Linked DNA regions of Mus musculus: region 1 is linked to region 2. A link is a loop called in an ENCODE intact Hi-C map of the cell type or tissue named here. Cell type or tissue: heart. All regions are shown on one strand.

Evidence for each region. A loop is a pair of places that touch in the nucleus more often than their neighbours do. Peaks named below come from ENCODE experiments on the same cell type or tissue, not always from the same donor. Only the 100,000 strongest peaks of a DNase experiment are listed, where the experiment ranks them.
Region 1: a loop joins it to region 2, with 2.4 times the contacts of the local background. A loop is called at or near these places in 4 of 42 quality-filtered maps.

The regions. Positions count from the first base shown.
Region 1 is chr10:118,709,118-118,717,117 of GRCm38, forward strand. Gm33337 (predicted gene, 33337) reads right to left here and starts at 6,609. Exons shown (of 2, transcript NR_155867.1): 1 at 6,484-6,609; 2 at 5,364-5,465. It overlaps LOC115485728 (a long non-coding RNA gene), which reads right to left. Exons shown (of 4, transcript XR_003948963.1): 4 at 7,309-8,000. In heart, no CTCF peak of the experiment used is centred here; no DNase peak of the experiment used is centred here; H3K27ac peaks cover 1,653 bases.
Region 2 is chr10:118,865,869-118,873,868 of GRCm38, forward strand. It overlaps Dyrk2 (dual-specificity tyrosine-(Y)-phosphorylation regulated kinase 2), which reads right to left and starts at 3,035. Exons shown (of 3, transcript NM_001014390.2): 1 at 2,853-3,035; 2 at 2,282-2,430. The coding sequence starts at 2,901. It overlaps Gm40777 (a long non-coding RNA gene), which reads left to right and starts at 5,909. Exons shown (of 3, transcript XR_872090.1): 1 at 5,909-7,242. In heart, no CTCF peak of the experiment used is centred here; DNase peaks (open chromatin) are centred at 2,653, 3,253, 3,543, 4,033 and 3 weaker places; H3K4me3 peaks cover 4,883 bases; H3K27ac peaks cover 4,345 bases.

The DNA.
Region 1 (8,000 bases), 160 kb before region 2:
TGTGATGGAAAGAAATCCTGAGGCTTTGTTGGGTAGGAAGCAGAAAGAAGTACATGTGTGAGGGAAGTGTGATTTCTCTCGGTATCCTGGGTACCACATGACCAATCAACCCCTTTCCTTATCTCCATACCTCCATCTTTTGTTTTGTTTTTTGTTTGTTTGTTTTGTTTTGTTTTCTTGTAGTCAGTTAGCCATTCTGCACTGAAAGCCATGCATTGCTTGTTACAAGCACAGCCAAAGTGAAAACCCACAGACGGGGTTCCTAGGAAACAAGAAGGCAGATATCTTAGTCAGGGTTTCTATTCCTGCACAAAACATCATGACCAAGAAGTAAATTGGGGAGGAAAGGGTTTATTCAGCTTACACTTCCACATTTCTGTTCATTACCAAAGAAGTCAGGACTAGAACTCAAGCAGGTCATGAAGCAGGAGCTGATGCAGAGGCCATGGAGGGATGTTCCTTACTGGCTTGTTTCCCCTGGCTTGCTCGGCCTGCTCTCTTATAGAACCCAAGACTACCAGCCCAGAGATGGTCCCACCCACAATGGACTGGGCTCTCCCAGCTAGATCACTAATTGAGAAAGTGCCTTACAGCTGGATCTCATGGAGGCACTTCCTCAAGGGAGGCTCCTTTCTCTGTGACAGCTCCAGCTTGACACACAAGTTAGTCACAGGAACAAAACCAGGGTAAAGACCAGTTGCTTTGGGTATTATCATCATCCAAGGGATGACTTCCCTGTGATACGACAGATGACGACAGATGACACTTGAGTCAACTCTTTGCTTGACCAGATCTTAAAATAGATGTGGCAAAACAGGCTAACAGAAGTGAAACGGTTATTCTAAGAAGCAGGGAACCGTGGGCATGATCAGGCTTACGTCATGGTACCCATAGAGCCCCAGACGCATAGACAGTTCTCACAAGTTGAGCCCATAAGGCTAACGCTGAGGCGATATCTTTAGATGATCTCTCTACTCTTTCCTCTTACTGAGGAAAAGGACTAAGGCAGACATGGCCACCTCGGGCCAGCAGTGCTGCCGTGAGGATGAGATTCATGATGGTGCCAGCTGTTTCTGCACGAGTCCATCACAACATTCATTGACCAGGCTACCCTTCCTACCATTGGCTTGCAGCCAAAGACTTCCAACAGCAGAGGCATGGTGGCAGCTTCACTTTTGTACGGTTGCCAGTAAAATGTGGCTTTTGCTGGAGTGTTAGGTTCTGCCCATTCATCCTTTGCTCGGCTCCCTCCCAGGGTTTTACCCAAGCATCCTATGTCCTTAACATCTCCATGTGTAGTTCTCCCAGTCAACAAACCTCTTACATGTCAAACCTTGCCTTAGCACCTGTTTCTTAGAGAACCCAGGGTTCTAAGAACTGGATTTGTCTTCTAGAATAACTATCAAAAAGTAGATAGCCGATCAAAGTGGAAACATCAGATACATGGCTCCAGAACCCCAACATATGGAATGCAGATACAAGGGCCAGAGTTTCGGAGCTTGGACATCATTAAAGGCCCATTGATTAAAAGTGTCCATTGACTTTGACTGTCCTAGTGTCTAATGTTGACTGTAGAACTTCTTCGCCATTATAGGCTGGTTTGGAGCTAGGCCTTTGGAACCAACCATATGAGAGTCTAATTTCCTTTATCCTCTTTGTTTTCTCTAACCGGGCCTGAGTAAATTTCCATTACTTACAACTACATGAGTCTAAGCTGTTACATTGAGAAAATTGTCCAGAGTGTTCACAAGTCTTTTATGGTGCTGCAAAAGCCTTAGCCGGATCTTTTCCAACCCTTGGATGGCATTTCTGTGGCACTGAGTCTTGCCCTCTGCACGAAGGCTTTATTTTTAAATTGTATTTTTTCCAGGGCATTGGAACATAAATCTCAGATTCCCAAAGTAAAGTTTAAAAGAAAGCATGACTCCCAGGAAGGACATTTTAATAGTCAGAAGTTATAGGGAGGCATCCGTCCCAGCTCGGTTTATTATACATAAAAATATACATAAAAAGGTGCCCGGAACTCTAAAGGGGGTCTTGTGACCTACCCTCAGCTCCTCCCAGGAGATCAGAAAGTAACAGATCAGAACAGATCAGTAACAGATCAGAAGGTAACGGAGCCTTCATTTCAAGCCGGATCTTAGGGAGGAGAGGCTCACTGTGAGTACTGACTTAATAAACAGTAATTATCCTAACAACGGAAGAAGCACAATCGAAGCCGTGAGCCTGACATCCCCGGCAGGAAGCTTGCCTTTGCTCCCATGTGCACTGGAGTATTTCTAAACGTCCCTAAGATACTCCCACTCACAAGGTCTGGGCTCGCTGGAGCACGCTGGACAACTGATTCTGAGTCCTACTTCGCTGTTCAGTGTTAATCTAGGAACCAGAACCAAGGCTGGCTTGAAAACTCGAGGAGTTTTAATAAACTGCCCAGACATCCATTTGACAACAAAGCCTGGCTCCCTGAGAGGCTCCAGGCTTAGTCTTTTGAGAGAGATTTGCATTTCTCCACATGGGTGTTCTGAATGACTCCGAAACAGACGGCAGAAACTTAACAAAGAGTATTTATAAGTGTTCCTTAAATCCCTTCTCCAACCTGCTCACTGAGCAGCCACCCATTGACTAAATTTAGGTGGTGGTGGGGGGAGGAGTATGAGCCCTCAAAGACATGGAAGCTCTTACTGAAGGGTGTGGCCTAAACGGAACTGTTCTAGAATCTGCTGGCCCTAAGGGTTTCCTCAGTAGCTTACAAATATGTGTTTTAACACTAAATCAATATGTGGTTTCCTGCACCTGAGAGGTGACCTATGTGTGTGGACACCGTCCTGTGAAGGGAGCCCCCAGAGCCCTCCTTTTCAGTGTTCTGTACTTTCCGTTCGCCTAGGAACATGGCAGTCAGCAGTGACTGGTCATCCTCTGTTTAATCTCTGATGGCAGAAGGGGAGGAAGGGCATGGTTTTATTTCTGGCCCGACTTATTTCAGTCTTAATCTTTTTTGGAAGCAGAGGAAAGATGGCAAGCCGTCTGGAACATTCTTTCCTGCCGACTCAGCAGAGAGCAAAGCATACCTTTCCTTCAGAGGCCCAGTGACATATATTTTATTTCACGTGGGATATGGAGCAAGGTTAAGACTTGTCTGGTCTGTGTGAAACCTTTATACTGCCTACTCACGTTACATCTCATTAACCCACTGCCGGGTTGCACGCTTCTAGAACATCTTAGCTTCTAGACGGCCCTCTTGCAGTGAACTCTGGAAGTCTTTGGGGGATTTTTCTGTGTTCCATGGTCCAGCTAATTTATGTTAATTATGGTACTATGAACCACTGATTTCTTCTTAAGGGTTCTATTTGTACTTCATCTCTTGTTTTCTGGTCGACTCCATGGTCTCTCCTTACAATACTCTACTCAAGACTACTAGGACTGAAGAAGAAGATGGAGGAGGAGGAGGAGGAGGAGGAGGAGGAGGAGGAGGAGGAGGAAGAAGAAGAAGAAAAGAAGGAAAAGAAGGAGGAGGAATCAATTTTTCTTAAAGACAAACAATAATTTAAAAGGAGCAGCTTAAATCCAGATTGTGATTGGGATATGATCACAAGCGTTAACAAAGTAGCTAATTTCAGGGAGGAGGGAGAGAAGGGGAGGGAGAAGGGGGAGAGAAGTGGGAGGGAGAGAGAAGGGAGGGAGAGAGGGGGGAGGGAGGGAGAGGAAGAGAGGGGAGGAAGAGAGGAGAGAGGGAGAGGAGGGAGGGAGAGAAGGGTAGAGGGAGAGGGGGCAGGAAAGAGGGTGCTCCCTTCTCTCTCAGGGCCATCTCTCTCCAGTCACTTGCTCCCAATGCTAATTCAGTCCCATAGGTAATAATTTTAAACAAGTTTTACCCATCAGTGTTTAGCACGGAGCTGGGTTTACATTCCATCTCTCATCTCTCTCCTGACTGACAACCACTCTTCTGTAAGTCCTCTGCACACACAGCACACCCCAGCAGAGGTGCCTTAGTCCAACCACCCTGTGGGTGACGAACTAAAGGATCCTGCGGGTGAAGTATAGTGAACAACTCACCACACTCTGTTTTTATGTCAGGGAAGTTCAAAGTGCAGTGGCATCAGAGAAGCTACACGGTTAAAATCACGGGCCATGAACACTTGTAAATGGAAAGCTGAGTTTAGGTAGTCCCAGTAACATAGATAGCTTTTTTCTTCCTCTCTTTTTCCCAAGGACTCACTACGGACAGGATTCCATGGGACCTGGACTCCTTGGGATCTCAGGTTCTTCTCTCTGTGTCTTTCTCTGTCTCTCACTGTCTCTCTCTGACTTTATTTCTCTGTCTCTCTGTCTCTCTGTCTGTCTCTGTCTCTTTGTCTCTCTGTCTCTCTCTGTCTCTGTCTCTCTCCGTCTCCTTCTCTTTCTGTCTGTCTCTCTCTTTCCTCTTTCCCTTCAATTTTTTCTTTTGTAGTACCCATGTCTAACAAGCCCCACCCTTGTCTTTTATGGCCCAGGTACTTTGTATAAGCCTTCTGATAAAAAGCTACTTCTTTTCTAGAAATATCCTCTTCCGAGAAAATGAGAGCTCACCCCACACACTGTATCACCTACTAACTTCTTTCGTACCATACCTCTTATTTATTATCCTTGTTCGTTTTTTTTTTTTAATTCTCCATTAGACAATGGAGTCCAGAGTCATCCAAGTCTACCTACCACCATGTGTGTGAGGGCAGAGAGCTAGGTAAGTATTTGAAATGGGGCATCGATGGAATGGTCGACCCAAGCACATAGGATTGAGCATAACTTATTTTCATGATATCAAAATCAAAGACAGTGAAGTCTGGACACAGAACTATTTAGTCTGGTTCAATTGTACGAAACATGGGGCTTTATCTTCCTTCTGAGGGAAGATTGGAAATAAATAAGAGATGCAGCCCTGGCAGAGGTGGCCTGGCCAGCGATTACTGCCTCCTCTCCCCCCCCCCCCCCCCCCAGCCCCGACCCGATGCATTCAGCACCCTGTGACTTAATGTGTAGCCAGGCTTTCTAGAGGCATAAATTTCCATTGTTGCTATGCCCGTCTCTACAGATGGGAAATAAACAGCCTGTTTCCAACCCACATAAAACACAGATGCCTCCCAAACCACAGGTTTGCCCTGGACACTTGCGACAGTCACGCCAGCTGTCTGTGTTGTTCCTTTCCACAGATCTACCCACAGACGAGGTGACTTTATTATTGCGGGGAGGGGGGAGGAGGGAGGGGGAGGGCGAGAGCGAGGGGGAGGGCAAGAGAGAGGGAGGAGTCTGAGACAGCAAAGTAGAAAGTAAACACCGGGCGCATGCCCAATTTCATCCTGGAAACTGTGAACCTCTAAGAGTCAGTGAGCAGGGGAAGTCACGGAGACCCCGTCTCCGTCCTAACAGCTTCTGCTGTCATCCATGAGGAACCCGCGGCGCCACCTCGAATCCGCCACAGCTGCACGGAACACCTGTAAGACCAATTTCTGTAAAGTGTGTCATTTCAAGAGAGTTCAGGAGACACAGAAAGCAAAGGTAGAAGAAGCCTCCCAAGGTTTTCTAAAAATAAGAACAAAGCTTGACTTTCAGACAGCAAAGGCTCTACTGGCACTAACCTCCACAAGTCTATATTTGGAATGGCAGGACCAGGGGAAACAGCCACCAGGAAGCTAGGAGAGGTGGCTGCATATGTCTAGATAATTACGTGATTGACGGGCCACACTGTGTGAGGCCAGCCCGAGGATCTTTTTTCATCCATTTTTCTTGCTTTGTTTTTCTCACAAACTTATCCCTGCCTTCTGCTTTAAGCAATGCCTGTTCTCCGGGATCCTGAGGATGGTAACAGAGGAATGCCAATCATTTGCATCAGGGCTACTGCTGTTTGAGCATGGCCCTCCAAAGTTCCAGTTTAAGTGTTTGTGGGAAAATAAGATGGTCTTGAGAAGTGGTGAGTTCTCAAGATGTTTGGGTAACAGAGGTTCTTCCTGTGGGTGGAGAGGAGACCCTTAGAAAGCTACCTCAGTTCTGGTACCTTCCACTCAAGGGGACTCCCTGCTCCTCGATCAAGAGAGCAAGCAACAAGGGCCCTTCCTGCTCAGCGTTGCATGGCTGTACCATGATACCTAAGATAACCAGCCTAAAGGAATTAACCTTTATCTTGGAACATGGCTATAGACACTTTGGTCCTTGTGTTTGGTCCCCTTGCGTGGGCCTGTGGTGAGGTGGCTGATCAGCATAGCAGAGAGCCCATGACAGATCAAAACAGCTCATATCATAACAGCCAGAGAGGAAAAGAGGCTAGACACCAATAACCCCAGAACTGCACACTCCTGGTGGCCCAACATCCTTCTACCTAGCTCTACCACCTTGAGGTTCCACTGCCCCCCCCACAGTAATGCCAATCCTCCAAGAGAGTTTTAGGTGATGTTTGAGAGCTGAAGAAGCACTGTTTTTGAAAGCAGAAAGACAACAATTATCAGGAAGTTATACCTGTTGGTTTCCTGGTCTTGTACTTTCCAGTCACTGTGGAAAAATTCCATCTCTTTTGTTTGTTTGTTTTATAAATGACCATGAAGTGAGTCTCTTTGGAGACTCAGGTATGTCAGGTGATGTCTTGCAGAAGCAGACACGTGAGAGATGCATGATGTTTACAAAGAATATAAATATAACCCCACAGACAGAGTGAGGAGGCTCTTGGGTTGGTTCTCCGCCTTGCACAGGTCACTGATCTTCACTTGTGACTTCATAGAGAGGAACTCGCCAAAGAATTTCTTGATATTCTGGCTGCTTCTTGCCATCTCTGCAGACTCGTGCCCATTCGATGGAAACCACTTCGGTGGTTTCTTCTGGATCGAGGTGCAGTTACTGATTTGAGTTTGGTGTTTGCCGATTAGACTGCAATTAGGCTGCTACTGATTGGTGTTTGGTATTTTGGACTGAACTGCTGATATGCTGACAAGAAAGACTGGGATCTCCCCCAAAGGACTACTTCTACACAGGTCTAAAGACCCCATTTCCTATTAACTTTCCTTTTTTCCCTGTCTCTGGCAGGCGGTCTAGAAGAGAGGTTAAAGCATTAAAGAACCCCAATTAAAGTAGGTTTTGAAAAAATCCAAGCCTACATGACCCAGATTTGGAAGCCCAATTCTGTAACTGTAGCCAAATTAGTTACCCTTTGATCCAATCAAAACTGTTGCCTTAGTTATAAATATAGTCCGTGGACATCCACACATACATAAATACTGAAGCATCTCTTCCAAACAACTCAGTGACTCTCTTCAATAAGCAGCTGAGGGAGAAGTGAGAGTTACAGAATTTTTTCACTAATAAGGTTTATTTGAAGTATTAAAAAATGAATCTAGAAGATTTAGACAATAATGTTATTTCCCTGGGATGTATGGTCGAGGAAGTGATTGTGTACTAGAGAAACAGATTGGAGTTCCCCTTTCTGTCCTTTGTTCCCGAAGGCTAACGCCATGATTTATCACTTGGCTCTTCTGCCTGTGGCTTCTAGCTTCATTTAGTCAGTAGAAGGAACCATGAGGCAATTAGAAGGTAGGAGAGGAAAGCCACCCGGGCATGTCTTCCTGCCGGACAGTTGTCCTGGCAGTGGTTCCAATGACTTTGATCTTTTCCCACCCCCAGCTCCTTTCCCACCCTCTTCTCTGACCTGGGCTTGGGAAAGGAACTTCACAGTTGGCCACCAGCGGCTGGCCCACTGTACCTTGTTGATACCCGTCCATCTCCTCCCACCTAGGCAACAGTTGCTTCGGGAAGTTATTTCAGTGAAACCTTCTGCAGTGTGCGTTTTGATTGATCCGGCATGCTGAAGAGTTTTATTTCTGTCCCAAGTATATCAGGAAACCACTGAAATATTTTAAACTCAAATTTCAAAGTTCTAACTCTGGCTATGGTCTAGGAAATGGCCTACTAAAGAGAGAGAGAGAGAGAGACAGTAGATGTTGATAGATCATTGTGGGTTTTTAAATAGTGGCTCAGGAGAGACG
Region 2 (8,000 bases):
AAGTTTTCAAAAATTTTATCATCGCCCATATATTATTATTATTTTTTAAAGCCAATGAGAATTGAGATATTTATTGGTTTTACTTTTAGGACAAGCTGACCCAAACTAAATTGCTCTAGTATACAATAAACGTCATACAAAAAAAAGAAAGCAAACTACCATGGGAAATTCCAAAGTTCATAATCCTGTCATGTGTTTAAGGGAGAAAGGGCCCCCCTGCTCTGCTCATTTTTCTTCCTGCCCTTTCTTTCTCCCTCTGCCATTCCTCCACAGTTCCTCCCAGGGGTAACTGCTCCAGAAACAAACACATAAACACTTTTGAAAATGTGGAATATTGGGACTCTGGATCTGTAAAGGTTCTAGTATTTATAATTAAGCTAATACTGGTTCCCAGAACTAGTAGTCCCAAATAGTACATTAAACGAAGACTCGGGAGGGTGTGTGACTCGGCAATACACATCAGAGTTGCCTCTGGACTCCTGACAGCTCAGTTAACCTGTGGAGTCTGCCTCCTCAGGTAAACACACAGAGGAGCCAGATCAACTCTGTGCTCCTTAATGCCTGATCTGGGAAACCTGCAATGTTACACAAACCAAGTCGAAAGTAACATTTGAAATACAAAGCTTCACTTTCAAAACGGAGCATCCAAGGATGCAGAGTAGCCGAAGTTCACCCTTCAACTACAAACAGCCATGTCACACACAGGTCACAAAGCACAGGCGTCTATCCCGAAATCGCCTTCATGGCCTTTCCTCTCTGATGCCACACAGGCTATTCTGCTAGTGACAACTTCTCCTTCACCCGGTTCCATGACATATTTCAACCGCAAAGAAGTTCTGATCAGGCTAAGGCCATCCTTACAAAAACTGGGAAACCAGAGGCAAACTGAATTATTTCTTTTCCAGTTCACACCATGTAACATGAGCACACCAACACATGGGGGAGGGGGAGCTGGGGGGAGGGGGATGGACGCTGTATTTTCCAAACTGTCAGATGATTCAAAACCAGCCAAAACCACAAAAAATCCAAACCTCTAAAACCAATGGCTGTTCCTTTGTAGGATGCCCTTGTGGCAATCACATCCCTACTAACTGCAGGCTCTCTTTCCCAGCAACAGTACAACCCAGATGAGTTAATTCTGTGTATGTCCAGCCCCTAGGATAGACCCACAAGAAAAACAGAGAGAATAACAAAACATGTCTATGAGATTATCTACCTCTCTTATATGTCTCCATTACAAACAACTAAAGTCCACCTTCTTCTCATCTCCTGTGATAAGCAAGTTTCAGTCACACATGATTCCCCACCCCCCTCCCCCAGAGATGCTCCCTGCAGGCCACAAACCATGGGTGGGTGCTCTCAACCAACTTTCACTTGGTAACAAAATCCTATGCCCTGCAAGCAACCTCACATAGAAACCATCCTAGGTTGCTCACGCTCCCAGAGAGCCTTTGGGAAAGAGACCTTTGAAACCACCACCTTCTGCAAGCGCACACCTCCTCTAGGCTCCAGGTCACCATCCAAAGGCCATCGCTGGGAGCCGAGGAAAGGTACATTCTGAAGTCACATCCAGCTTGCCAGTCTCTACAGCTACCAGTCCCAGGCTCCGCTCTCCTCCCCAGGGACTCAAGGGACAGCCCTTGTCAGGTGCCCTTCCTTTGCCACCTACAAAGCAAAGCCCAGTCTTTCCTTTTGAGCAATATCCACGTTGAGAATCCTGCGGGGGGGGGGGGGTTGTTTTGTTTTGACTACTGCTGTAGCTCTTATTTTTGTTAATGTTAATTACAATTTCTGCTGTGCTCAAACCTGTAGCTCTCATAAAACATGCTTACACACGCGGGGGACAATTGGCGGGTGCTCCCTGCTGGCTGGAGCCAGGCCTCGGAGGCTCTTTGGGGGATCGATTTTCCGGGCAGGGTAGGCTAGCTGTCCCCTAACACATACGTTTCTATAAATATCCACTACCCCTGGGGTTGGGAGTAGATGTTTACCGGGTCGGGGGGGAAGGGAGCTCTGAGAAGCAGAGATGAAAAAAGGGGGAGGGGGCGCAAGGAGGAAGTTCCCAGGAAAAGGAGCCTGGGGTGGGCGAGCACCAGAGGGAAGCAAGGGGCCCACGCCACGAATCTCCTTTGTGGCAGCAGCTCGGGGCTCGCCCAAGTTGCAGAGGGCGGCGTCGAGGACAGGCCCCTGCTAGGGGCGTGGAGATTCGGCCCTCTCTTCCCACAGTCGGAACCCAACAAGCCAGGGGTCTGCCTGGCGCCCACCCGAAGCCAGGTCTCACCGTGTGGGCTGTAGTGGTAGCGTTGCTGGCCCGGAGAGGCGGCAGGGCGATGGGGGAGGGCGGGCCGGTCCCCACTCCGCTTCGGGGAGCCCCCGCGCCGATCCCCGGGGAAGCCTGAAGCTGGCGAACGGCGGTGTCCCCTCCTCGGCCTGGGAGCCACGCGCGGGAGGAGACAAAAGAGGGTCAGGGTGGGGGAAGAGAGCCACCCAGACCCCCCGCCCCCGCCCCGGTGGGCAGCGAACCCCCTCTTCTAGGGAGAAGATGGAAGGAGACACCCGGCCCGGGAAAAGCCGGCGGCGTGCGGGAAACAAGGGGGGTCGGGACGCGACTCCCCAGCGCGCACCCGCCAGCTGCAAAGTTAAGTTCGCGACCCGGCGGGGAGCAGTGCTGGGCCGGAGCTCCGGAGCCCACGTCGCCGGGCCGGGGGAGGGGAGGGCGGGCCACCGAGAAGGCGCAGCGGCGGGGTCGCGCTCCGGATGGCCCTCGCTCGACCCGCCGGGTTCGGGGATCCCGGGGCACCAACGCGCGCAGCCCGCGCCCCACGCCGCCGACAGGGTCCCGGGGCCCTTACCGGTCGGGTAGGCGGCGGGAGCGGCGGCCGAAGGTTTCCTGGTTAACATGGCCGCGGGAGAGGAACGTGCATGGCAGTGCTGCCCTCGCCGCCGGTCCCGCCGCTACTCCTCGCCGCCGCCGCCGCCGCCTCCTGGTCGCCCCTCACGCGGGTCACCCGCGCCTCGTCGCCGCCTCGCTCCCGCTACAGCCAGACACACGCAGTCCGCTGCATCCCCTCGGCCCGGACCCGCCGCCGCGAGCCCCCCGCTCTCCTCCTCGCCGCCGCCGTCCCCCTCGTCCTCGGGCGGCTGCTGTACCCCCCGGCCCGTGCACATGCCTCGCCCTCCCCTGCCGCACCGCTGGCCTCCCCGACTCCCTCACATCGGGGCCGCGGGGAGCGGGTTGCGGCCGCCGGGACCCACTCGCTCGGGAGCCTCCTCCCGGGCCCGCGCGCGTCCGCGCACACTCGCACACACGCTCGCCCCCGCGGCTCGCGCCCGAGAAGGCCAGCCCCGCCCCCGCCGAGGCCCCGCCCCGGACTCCCCCCACCCCCCACCCCCGGCCCCAGCCACACAGGCTGGCGGCCACCCCACCCCCACCCGCCACCCCGGGAGTCCCACCCCCTCCGATCTTCCGCAGAGCCGCCCTCCGCTCCCAGGAAAACTGCGACTCCGGCTCGCCCTGTGCCTCCCCTACGGCCATCTGCCCTCTACCCGGGTCCCCCTCGCCCCTGCGACGCCCCTCCCGGCACTACCGCGCAACCTACCGCGGCCGGCCTCCTCCCGAAATTGCTGCAGAGACCACTCCCTCTTCCATCACGCCCCTAAACACCGCTCCTAATGGCTGCTCCCAGACAATACTGCGGCCCCCCACCCCTGGCCCCGACCCTAGTCCCTGTCCCTGTCCCAGTGGCCCAGCCAGCCCCTCTCCCCAGTTTATCATGGAGAGAACTTAGTTGTATGAGGGTCACCTCGGAAAGTCAGGCTCCGAGGAGGGACTGCGGCTGAGCCTGGTGACCCAAGCATGGACGAAGGAAGGGGCTGCCCTTCCACCTTCATTTCAGCCACGCACGCCCTCCCTGATTCACTGACACCGAGTGACCGCTGCCCTCCAGTCGCTAGGACAAGGGGAGGCAGACAGGCGCCTGTGGACCGCAGCTGAGGTAGCAGTTGGCTGTGGGTTGCTAGGCAAAAATAAACATCAGAGACACCTCCCATTTCCTTACAACTCCAAGCCTTTCCCCGGCGCGGCGCGGCCACTGAGACAGACACACCTTCCTTTCAGCTCTCTGCTGCACTGGTGCGACACCTCTGATTCCTCACATCCTCGGAGGAAAAGATTCCTTTTCCCTTTCCCTTCCCAGACACGTGGAGAATTTCCCCGCCCTTTTCATTTGTGGTCTATAGCCTCTGTTTCCCAGAAAGAACAAAAATTTTCTTCTCTGTCGTCGCACACCTTATGCTTTGTCGCGCGTGGCACACTTGTGCACCTTTGTCCACTTGGACAGCCAGGTGTGGAGGGAAAGCTTCAAAAAATCCCAGCAGATAGGGAAGAAAGTTGGACCGCATCCAGGCATGCACTTCCTTCCTGGGAGGTGCCTAATTTCTGAAGTGCTCCTGGAGTCCCGGGTCCATTTTTTACTGTCCTGTTCATTGTGTCTGTCCCCAGGTCCCCGAGAGTGCTGGCCCCAGCTAGAGCAGACTTCAGTCCAGAGGGAGCTACCTCCTGCTGTTCTGTGGGCTCTGCTGTTTGCAAATTGTCATAGCAACCTCCTACAAAGATCACCTCAGCTTTATCCAAATGCCAAAGGGACCGGCCCACATTACAGTGTGACCCTCTAGGGCGCCTACAGAGTAATAAGAGGAGGGCACACTCCACCCTCGAAGAGAATGAGAGACAGAGACAGACAGAGAGGAGAGAGGCAAGCAGACAGGCAGAGACACACAGAGAGACAGAGACAGACTAATTTCCTTCCGTTTGGGGGTCCTTTTACAAGAAAATAGGGCCACGGTACAATATTAATAATCGGCTCATGCCATGACCTAAATTGCCCCTAGCAAGAAATCCCTCCCTGCGCTTATCGCCTGCAAACTCACTCGGGAAGGCTGGAGTAGCATTCAGAATTAACCAACAGAAAGGGGATACTAAGGAGCAGCTACATGGCTACAATGTATCTGAGATCCTCGGAGTGGTCTCGCTATTGCTATGCTCGCAGCCTGTGCGCTTTCAAGAAAATTCAGGCAGTTTTCCCCCTTACTCTTTCTAAACAATTATCTCCTTCCCATCTTATTTTTTGAATACTCCATACGACTGATGTTTGAAAAGAATACTGTTCTTAAATATCAATTCCAGTATCAACTTATTTCAAATACCATTGCTTCAAAATTAAATAAATAATAAGAAAAATCATAAATAAGAATACTAATAGTACAGGTACATTCTAGCTCTGTTTCCAAATTAATAATATTAATAGAATAAAAATAAGGGAAAATGAACACTTTTTTTACAAAGAAAATTATTTGCTTTAATTAAAGAAAAGGGTATGTGTCTCATTTAGTGAACTTTAGATAAAATACCTTTTACTCTATGACAATTTCATAATGCAAACTATATATTGATCATATCTACCCCCAACTCTCTCTGCCCACTCCCCTCTCCCACACCCTATCCCAACTCTCTCTCATGACCCCACCCCCAGCCTCCAGCAACTGCCAACATCTTTCTCCCCTTCCCCTCCCCCCTCCCCCCTCCTCCCCCTCCTTCTTGACCTTTTCATTGTGCTTTGGTTTTCTAGAGCCCACTGGGTCTAACTAGCTCTGTCAGGTTGCTGACTGTTTGGTTTCATCTTGCAATGGTGACATGGCTCCTGTGAGTTCTTGTGTGCAATGGCTATGTCATGTCCTGAAGGTAGTGTCTGTTCCCTCTCCCTGTTCTGTCTTTCAAACCCAGGGTTTGGAAGATGGAAGATCACAGCTCTCTGTCTCTCTCTGTCTCTCTGTCTCTGTCTCTCTCTGTCTCTGTCTCTGTCTCTCTCTGTGTCTCTCTCTCTCTCTCTCTCTCTCTGACTCTCCTCTGTCTCTGTCCCTCTCTGACTCTCTGTCTCTCTAACACATACACAAATGCACACGTGCGTGTACATTTCAATTCTCATTGAACTAAATAAACACTATGAGATATTAGAAACCATGTAAATGTGAGACATGGTCTAAGTTTTCAAGGAGCGCCTAAAACAGACAAGAAAAGTCACCTTTAACAAACACATGGATTACAAACTAAAGACATTCCCTGTCTCTCAAACCCACTCTCTACTCTTCCACCCACTCCCTACTGCAGGAGCCTGAGACAGCAGCAACTGTTCTCTTGCCCACTGGTTACCAGTAGATTGGATAAGCAAACACTACTAGGCAGAGATCGAAAGGCCCGAGGACAATGAAGTCAGCCTCTATCGCTGGCTCTTCCTAAGACATTCCACCACAAGTTAGTAGTCATCTTCCATGAGATTTCTTCCACATGCTAGGCATGGAACCCAAGGCCTCATATAGGTCCAGCTAGAGTGTTACCACTAAGCTACATCCCAGCCTGGATGTGCCTGTGACTGAAGATATCAGCTCCTGTTGGACAGGCCTCTTCCATAGATGTCCATTTTCCCTCAGAGTTTTGGAATCCATCCCATCCTCCTGTCCCCTGAAGCCCAGTGGTAGCAAGGATTTCCTGCTATCACCATCTTCAGGGCTCTTGATTTCTCTTTATCAGTTTGTCCAACCCTATCTTCTGCGGCGAATCCTTCAATTAAGCTGCACAATGTTTTGTTACACCATGTTCTGTCTGATACTGAGAGTGACTCATACAGTTCCTGGTTTGGGATTTTTTTTTCTCAGCTTTATGAGGGTGCAAAAGTAATATGAATTCAATGGAAACTGAACTTTGAACTCTTTTTTTTCTTAAAAAATATTTTCCCAGGATGGTGATATGAGGAGTCATTTTCTCAGCAGAATGTGTGACAGCACTGAGCCACAGCTCCAAAGAAGCCATGAGATCTCAAGAGGCAACCACGGATAACTCTACAAGGCTCAGCTAGGCTGAGTTATTGGGGGTGTCCTAGATTAGTTAACCTTAATGTGTCTTTTGACGTAACCTATATTTTCAGTTTAAGAGGGGTTTATCTGACTTTGTCCTCATAGTAAATCAAAAACACCCCTCTAAGTACTCTATTGTGTAGATCATAGAGGCTAAATACCAGATAACTACAAAGGACTAGAGAACCAGGGTTCATTGGAAGAGCCACAGCAGATTCCTCGAGGAGGGGAATTGCATCTTGACTTCAGAAAATGGGCAGACGGGCTTTCCATGAGCAAAGGAGAGCACATTCGAAGTAGAAGAAACAGCGTAGTCGATGGAGAGAAGTCCAGGTAAGGATAACAGACAAGAGATACTCTGGGCGTGAGTCAGCTTCCCACTGGCAGAGACCACAGGACAACTAACTTACAAGGAGGTGTCTCAGTTAGGGTTTTACTGCTGTGAAGAGGCACCGTGACCAAGGCAACTCTTATAAAGGACAACATTTAATTATGGCTGGCTTACGGGTTCAGAGGTTCAGTCCATTATTATCATGGTGAGAACATAGCAGCATCCAGGCAGGCACAGTGTTGGAGGAGCTGAGAGTTCTAACTCTTGTTCTAAAGGCATCTAGAAGACTAACTTCCAAGCAGTTAGGATGAGGATCCTAAAGCCCGTGCCCACAATGACACACTTCCTGCAACAAGGCTCTACCTAGTCCAACAAGGTCACACCTCCTAATAGTGCCACTCTCTGGGCCAAGAATATTCAAACCACCCCAGAAGGCAAGGTTGATTTCTTCAGTTTTGGGTATTTCAATCCCTGATCGATGGCCCTGTAACTTTAGGGCTTGTGAGAAAGGGCAGCATTGTGTCAGCATCTCATGGTAGAGCAAGACTGCCCTGTCACCATCAGTAATGAAAGGAGCAGCAGCAGAAGGAGCAGCTGGAATCTCCAGTTTTCCTTCAGGGAACTCCCCAATGGAGTGAGGACCTCCCACATGGTTCAACCTGGTAAGAGCTGCCACTGGTTTCTAACAATTTTTGAGAGTGCTGTGTGGGAGGAGACAAAGCCTGCAACATGGACAGGACCATTGGGAGTGCATTTAAGT